Regions from separate parts of the Homo sapiens genome. Here region 2 is linked to region 1. Evidence: chromatin contacts called from ENCODE Hi-C or POLR2A ChIA-PET data. All regions are on one chromosome and are shown on one strand. The core of a region is the stretch at or near the end of the contact, and the rest is flanking DNA. Distances in the headings are between cores, read along the strand shown. Region 1 overlaps GSAP (gamma-secretase activating protein). Region 2 has its middle 38 kb from the start of GSAP.

Region 1 (3,815 bases), core at 747-3,246:
GTATTGCTCATCATGGGAAGGTTTCATTTTGTTCAGTAAAGATTTCAGATGATGTAACCAGAAAGCACTATAGGATTTATTAGAATGTTTTATTTGAACGAATATTTTGGAAACGTTTATTTTGTCTGTCCATCAAATGGCCTTACAAGCCATTTGATTATAAGATGTGGTTTGTCTCAGGTGGGGTTTAACACTGTTGCTTAAAATAAGATTTTTCCACTGTAGATGAGACAAATTGTACCATTTTTTTGTAAACAGGGTTCTTTGATCCACATACTTTACAATGCAGTTTTTTTTTCTTTTTTTAATCAGTAATGCTCCTTTTCTTGGCTGTAGAGATGGCAGAGTGAATATTTTACTGAGAAAATGGACTTCCATAGGAAACCAGGCTCTGGCTGTCCCCTTCATCCTCCCCTGTGGAGTTGCATTTGCCACAAGTCACAGCAGATTTCCACTGGGCAGCAATTGGGGTGACCATATGGGTCAGGGGCCCCATTGCCACTGAGATTTTCCAGAACTCCCTCTCACCATCATAGACAGTCAAGTGTCACAGATGCTCTGTGAAGCTGTGATTCGGTTCAAGAGCTTGAATAACCAGAGCTCCTTCAGAACCAGGCCATATTGAACTCTCCCATCCTTGTCACCATTTCACAGCATGTGCCTGGATCACACCATGGTCTTTTGCTCACCTCCGTTCTCCTCATGTCATGTCTATCCCTCTGCCTGATCCTGCTGTCTCTCCTTGTGGTATCCAGATATTGCCTGGTCTTGTCTTCCCCTTCAGTGATGGTCTCCCAGTCTCCACTGATAATCTTTTCTTTTTTGAGACAGTGCCTTGCTCTGTCACCCAGGCTGGAGTGCAGTGGTGTGATCTCAGCTCACTGCAACCTCCAACTTCCGGGTTCAAGCGATACTCCTGCCTCAGTTTCCCGAGTAGCTGGGATTACAAGTGTGCGCCACCACGCCTGGCTAATTTTTTGTGTTATTAGCAGAGAGGGGATTAGTCATGTTGCCCAGGCTGGTCTTGAACTCCTGAGCTCAGGGAATCCGCCCACCTCAGCCACCCAATATGTTAGGATTACAGGCATGAGCCACTGTGTCCAGTCTCCACTGATATCTTGATTCTCAAAATTCTTTTTTTTTTTTTCCTGAGATGGAGTCTTGCTCTGTCACCCAGGCTGGAGTGCAATGGTGTGGTCTCGGCTCACTGTAACCTCCGCCTCCCAGGTTCAGATTCTCCTGCCTCAGCCTCCTGAGTAGCCAGCACCGCAGGCATCCACCACCACTTCCGGCTAATTTTTGTATTTTTAGTAGAGACGGGGTTTCCCCGTGTTGGCCAGGCTGGTCTCGAACTCCTGACCTCAGGTGATCCACCCGCCTTGGCTTCCCAAAGTGCTGGGATTACAGGTGTGAGCCACCACTCCCGGCCATCAAAATTCTTAATTTAGCACCTCATAGAATAATGGGATTTTATGGCTGAAAGGGATTGTAGAAGTAATCTGGTTCTTTGGTCTTTCATTTTATTCTGATTATTTTTGAGACAGGGTCTTGCTCTGTTGCCCAAGCTGGGGTGCACTGACATTCTTATGGCTCACTATAGCCTCGACCTCCCTGGCCCAGGTGATCTTCCCACCTCAACCTTCTGAGTAACTGGGACTATAGGCACACACCACCATGTCCAGCTTGTTCTTAATATTTTTTTCATTTTTTTGTAGAGATGGGGTTTCACTATGTTGCCCAGGCTGGTCTCAAATTCCTGGCCTCAAATGATCTTCCTGCCTTGGCCTCCAAAAGTGTTGGGATTACAGGCGTGAGCACCTTGCCCTGCATGTTTTATTATGTTTAATAATGAGGCATTGAGGCCTAGGAAAGCTTGGTGATTTGCTGTGAAGTAAATACCAGGATAATGGCAGAACTGAAACTAGAACTGATGTCTCTAGAATCTTAATTCACGATGCTTCCTTTTTCACTGTGAAAGCACATGGTATGTTATTGAGAGAAATTACTATTTGCAAAGGTTGGCTCTTATTATGCTAGTAGTATTAGTCAAATGTCTGGGTTGTACTTGAGAAGGGAAAAATTAGTGTAGAAAGGTGTTTTCTGCCTTCAAAGATCTTCCCATTTTAAAGGTAAGAAAATCTTGCTGATAGCTGGCTGTCTCCTTTGGGTACAAATTCCTGCTTAAAAAAAAAAGCCAAATATATGGTTATTCTTTTTCTTTTTCTTTTTTTTTTTTTTTTTTTTTTGAGACGGAGCCTCATCTGTTGCCCACGCTGGAGTGCAGTGGTGTGATCTCAGCTCACTGCAACCTCTGCTTCCTGGGTTCAAGTGATTGTCCTGCCTCAGCCTCCCGAGTAGCTACAGATGAGTGCCACCACACCCGGCTAATTTTTTTTTTTTTTTTTTTTTTTTTTTTTTTTTTTTTAGACGGAGTCTCGCTCTGTCACCAGGCTGGAGTGCAGTGGCGCAACCTTGGCTCACTGCAACTTCCGCCTCCTGGTTTCAAGCGAGTCTCCTGCCTTAGCCTCCCGGGTAGCTGGGACTACAGGCGTGTGCCACCATGCCCAGCTATTTTTTTTTTGTAATTGATTTGTATTTTTTTATTTTTTATTTTTATTATTATACTTCAAGTTTTAGGGTACATGTGCACAACGTGCAGGTTTGTTACATATGTATACATGTGCCACGATGGTGTGCTGCACCCATTAACTCGTCATTTAGCTTAGGTATATACCAATGGAACAGAACAGAGCCCTCAGATATAATGCTGCATATCTACAACTATCTGATCTTTGACAAACCTGACAAAAAGAAGAAATGGGTAAAGGATTCCCTATTTAATAAATGGTGCTGGGAAAACTGGCTGGCCATATGTAGAAAGCTGAAACTGGATCCCTTCCTTACACCTTATACAAAAATTAATTCAAGATGGATTAAAGACTTAAATGTAAGACCTAAAACCATAAAAACCCTAGAAGAAAACCTAGGCAATACCATTCAGGACATAGGCATGGGCAAGGACTTCATGTCTAAAACACCAAAAGCAATGGCAACAAAAGCCAAAATTGACAAATGGGATCTAATTAAACTAAAGAGCTTCTGCACAGCAAAAGAAACCACCATCAGAGTGAACAGGCAACCTACAGAATGGGAGAAAATTTTCGCAACCTACTCATCTGACAAAGGGCTAATATCCAGAATCTACAATGAACTCAAACAAATTTACAAGAGAAAACAAACAACCCCATCAAAAAGTGGGCGAAGGATATGAACAGACACTTTCTCAAAAGAAGACATTTATTCAGCCAAAAAACACATGAAAAAATGCTCATGATCACTGGCCATCAGAGACATGCAAATCAAAACCACAATGAGATACTATCTCACACCAGTTAGAATGGCAATCATTAAAAAGTCAGGAAACAACAGGTGCTGGAGAGGATGTGGAGAAATAGGAACACTTTCACACTGTTGGTGGGACTGTAAACTAGTTCAACCATTGTGGAAGACAGTGTGGTGATTCCTCAAGGATCTAGAACTAGAAATACCATTTGACCCAGCCATCCCATTACTGGGTATATACCCAAAGGATTATAAATCATGCTGCTATAAAGACACATGCACACATACATTTATTGTGGCACTATTCACAATAGCAAAGACTTGGAACCAACCCAAATGTCCAACAATGATAGACTGGATTAAGAAAATGTGGCACATATACACCATGGAATACTATGCAGCCATAAAAAATGATGAGTTCATGTCCTTTGTAGGGACATGGATGAAGCTGGAAACCATCATTCTCAGCAAAC
Region 2 (3,815 bases), core at 978-3,477, 62 kb before region 1:
CCCAGCCAATTTTTGTATTTTGTAAAATATATAATTTTTGTATATTTTAGAGTTTCGCCATGTTGCCCAGGCTGTCTTGAACTCCTGAGCTCAAGCCTGCCTCAGCCTCCCAATGTGCTAGGATTTCAGGCATGAACCACTATGTCCGGCCAAAATTTGCCTTTTCTATAGAATAAAAACACCCAATGCTGTTTTTTTCTCAACCTCTTTAGCTGCTTTTGGGGACTTGGTGCAGCCAAGCAGATGAATCCTCTGTTGACTTTGGTTCGGGGCTGGTGACTCAGAGCATCAGGGATGATGCAGAATCCGCTCTGGCCAGGGCCACAGCAGCAATAGCAGCTGCATCTGGTTCCCAGTGGCAGCAGACACAGCTGTTCTGAGGCAATATGCAGGGTCCAGCTCCCAAAGACTTGGCAGTGCAAGCCATGGGGTCAGTGCTTGGCAGCTGGAGTGGTGACTTCATGGACCAGCTCTGCAGAAGGCTTTGGGTATGGTTCTTGCCTGGATAGTTCTCTTCCCACCTTTGTTTCTTAAATTAGCTTCAAAGTTGACTTCATACACAGGTAACAAATACTAATGATATTAACAATAACTGACTCTTAGGTAGTGCTTACTATGTGCCGGGCAAATTTCTAAGGACTTTATGTGTATTAACTCATTTAATCTTTTACAAAACTCTAATGAGTTACGGACTGGTGTTATCCCCATTTTATAGACAAAACAGTTACAGGGAGGTTAGGTTACTTGTCCAAGGTCCAATGACTATAACTGGTAGCTCTGAAACTCAAACCTAGTCAGTCTGATCTAGTTCTTAAGAGCCTTGACTGATACGCGTACTGTTTTGCAACCTAATTTTTTCATGTAACAAAATTTCTTGAGCATTTCCATGTCATTAAATATTTATTTAAGCATTTAAAGTAGCTGTGTAATGTTCAATTATAAGGATGATTCATGTTTTATTTACACAACTCTCTACTGTAGAACATCAAGGAAATCCTGGTGGCTAAACTTTTTTTTTTTTTGAGATGGAGTCTTGCTCTGTCGCTCAGGCTGGAGTGCAATGGTGTGATTTCAGCTCACTGCAACCTCTGCTTCCCGGATTCAAGCAAGTCTTCTGCCACAGCCTCCCGAGTAGCTGAGACTACAGGTGCATGCCACCACACCCGGCTAACTTTTGTACTTTTAGTAGTGATAGGGTTTTGCCATTTTGGGCAGGCTGGTCTTGAACTCCTGGCCTCAAGCGATCCACCCACCTCGGCCTCCAAGTTGTTTTGTTTGTTTTTAATATCCATGAGTTTTTCCTTGGGATAAAGTCTTCAAAGTGGAATGCTAGGTCACGGTGTATTCAAATCGCCTTCCTGAAAGTTTATTCCAATTTACACACCCAGCCACGGAGGGAAACATCCTGTTTTCCTGAGTCCTTATTGACATTGAATGTTAACATTAAATTGTTTTCCTTTGTGGCACTGAAAATGATACATAGTTTTCTTTAAACTTGAAATTATTTAAACATTTAAACATACGTTTATTGGTTATTTGTTCAAAGTTATTTTATGAATTGCCTTTTCCATCACCTATAGAATAAAGCTGAAACTACTTCAGTTCAAAGCTCTTCCAACTCTGACTCAAACTACTTTTCTAACTAATTCTCCTACAGTTTCTAAACATTCATTTGGGACACTCAAGGGGATTATTTTGTTTTCGATTGGACCATATGAATATATATTTTTCTAGGCCAAAAAATTGTTGACTATTGATAGTTTGATATGGTGAAAACTTATAAATCTCCAAAACCTTTGCTGTGACACTACAGTACTTTCCACAAATGCCTGTTGCCCGTCTCTGCTTGGTGAAATCCTGCTAGTTCTTTACAAGGTGGAGTTCATGAATCAGGTCCTCTCCCTCCAATTCCCTTGCCACCCCTCTCCAGGTTCTCCTCTCACCCCCAGCTTAGGCAACTGTAGATCATTTCTTTTCACAATTTCAACTCTCATTCTTTCCTCTCACAGCTGTGGAATGATCTCAGGGTATTGCAGCTGAATAACAAGTTTTCATTTGCCTAGCAGAGGGTGAGCCCTCTGTTGCTCTTCTCTGGCAGAGGCTGTCTTATTTATTTTGGCAGCCTCAGAGACAAGCAAAGTTCCCGGCTTATAGTGGGTGCACAAAAATATCTGTTGAATTGAAGAACTAGTAACTTTAGGGACGAGGAAGTGCCTTATTAGTGCAATACTACTTGCAGTTTCCTTCCATGTTAAATAGGAAGAGCATGTGTAACACCTTCTAATATCTTCTAATTTGGTTGCTTGGTATTTTGTTTGGAATTGGTCCTCCTTATTTTGAATCCTGCATCTTTCTAATTCATCTTTTCCTGTATTTTCAGATGTTGTAATTATATTGCAGTTCAACAGAATTATTTTATTCCATGGTACAATTCCCAAGAGCAAAACAGCACAATTCTCTAACTGGCTAAATAACAAATCAGCATACTTTCCAAGGACTATATTCTGTGTTTTTTCCTTTTAATCAAATCCATCTTTTCTGTCAGTTGGACTTTCAGGAGCTTTTAGTGACTTCTGGGGAATACCAGTGCTATAGACAGTGTAGCTTCAGGAAACATTAAAAGTAAAAATATTTTAAAAAATTCATTCAAAACATTTAAAAGGAATCTTACTGAGACAGTCTTCTGTTTATATAAGGGATACACTGCACAATTAACTTAAGGTATACTTACAGGAAGAAAATCATGAAATTATAGAACTTTAAAGCTAGAAGAGACCCCCAAAGCGTTTCAGTATGTGCTCTTTGGTGAAAAAATACCAAATAGGAGTTGGGGAGAGAATAGTTTGAGCTTAACTTTGGCTCCATATTCCCTCTCCAGTTAATTTGAGTGAAGTTCCAACTCTTGCTCATCTTTTCTACCTGCATATCCTGCCCTAGTCATTCCTGGAATGAGTTCAGGTAGAAGCAGCTGCAATGCCAGGCCTCTTTTGTGTTTATATTCGGGGAGACTGGGCGTTGCTTTATGTATTCTTCATCCCCTCTTTTCCCCTAGACATTTTGCCAGCTCTGGCCTTTTCTTTCCTGCTTGCCCATTAGGCAAGAATGTGCTCAGTATTTTGCCTTTTCTAAGTGGGCTTCTCTAACTAGGAAACTAGTTCAATGAACAGGTCCAAAGAGCCAGAAGAACTGCGTAAGATTTTGTAAAATGTGAATGGGGTATTATAATTTAAAAGACAGATTATAACAAGTGTTGATGAGAATGTGGAGAAACTGGAACCCTCATACACTGCTGGTGGGTTGAAAAATGGTGCAGCCACTTTGGAAAACAGTCTGGCAGTTCTTCAAATAGTTAAGCATAGAGTTGCCATATGATCAAGCAATTCTACTCTTAGGTGTACTCAAGAGAAATTAAAACATATGTCCAGGCCGGGCATGGTGGCTTATGCCTGTAATCCCAGCACTTTGGGAGGCTATGGCGGGCAGATCATGAGGTCAAGAGATCGAGACCATCCTGGCTAACATGGTGAAACCCTGTCTCTACTAAAAATACAAAAAAAATTAGCTAGGCTGGTGGCATACACCTGTAGTCCCAGCTACTTGGGAAGCTGAGTCAGGAGAATCACTTGAACCCAGGAGACAGAGGTTGCAGTGAGCCGAGATCGCACTACTGCACTCTAGCCTGGCGAAAGAGCGAGACTCCATCTCAAAACAAAACCAAAACCAAACAAACAAAAAATACGTCCATAGAAGAGTTTATACATGAATGCTCATAGTAGTGATATTCATAATAATCAAAGAGTAGAAGCAATCTAAAT

What was found. A loop is a pair of places that touch in the nucleus more often than their neighbours do. ChIA-PET counts read pairs that join two places held with the same protein, here RNA polymerase II (POLR2A). Pooled maps may share reads with other maps.
Region 2: a map of PC-3 shows a loop between it and region 1 (4-fold over the local background). The contact joins two enhancer-like sites. A Hi-C loop is called at or near these places in 6 of 168 maps with a recorded cell type or tissue (CD14-positive monocyte, GM12878, HepG2 and 3 more), 11 of 37 single-sample maps with no recorded cell type and 12 of 50 pooled maps. POLR2A ChIA-PET finds 5 or more read pairs at or near these places in 2 of 52 experiments (AG04449 and GM12878).

The regions. Positions count from the first base shown.
Region 1 is chr7:77,389,557-77,393,371 of GRCh38, reverse strand. All of the region lies in intron 5 of GSAP (gamma-secretase activating protein), which reads left to right. Among named protein-coding and RNA genes, the nearest start is that of GSAP, 25 kb to the left of the region's middle. RefSeq lists an enhancer at 1-829. Within about 2 kb of position 1,996, at least 2 of the 41 ENCODE cell types and tissues checked have a DNase peak (open chromatin) inside an H3K27ac peak, as active enhancers do; they include CD14-positive monocyte, where a contact is called at or near this core.
Region 2 is chr7:77,452,048-77,455,862 of GRCh38, reverse strand. No RefSeq gene overlaps it. Among named protein-coding and RNA genes, the nearest start is that of GSAP, 38 kb to the right of the region's middle. Within about 2 kb of position 2,227, at least 3 of the 41 ENCODE cell types and tissues checked have a DNase peak (open chromatin) inside an H3K27ac peak, as active enhancers do; they include CD14-positive monocyte, where a contact is called at or near this core.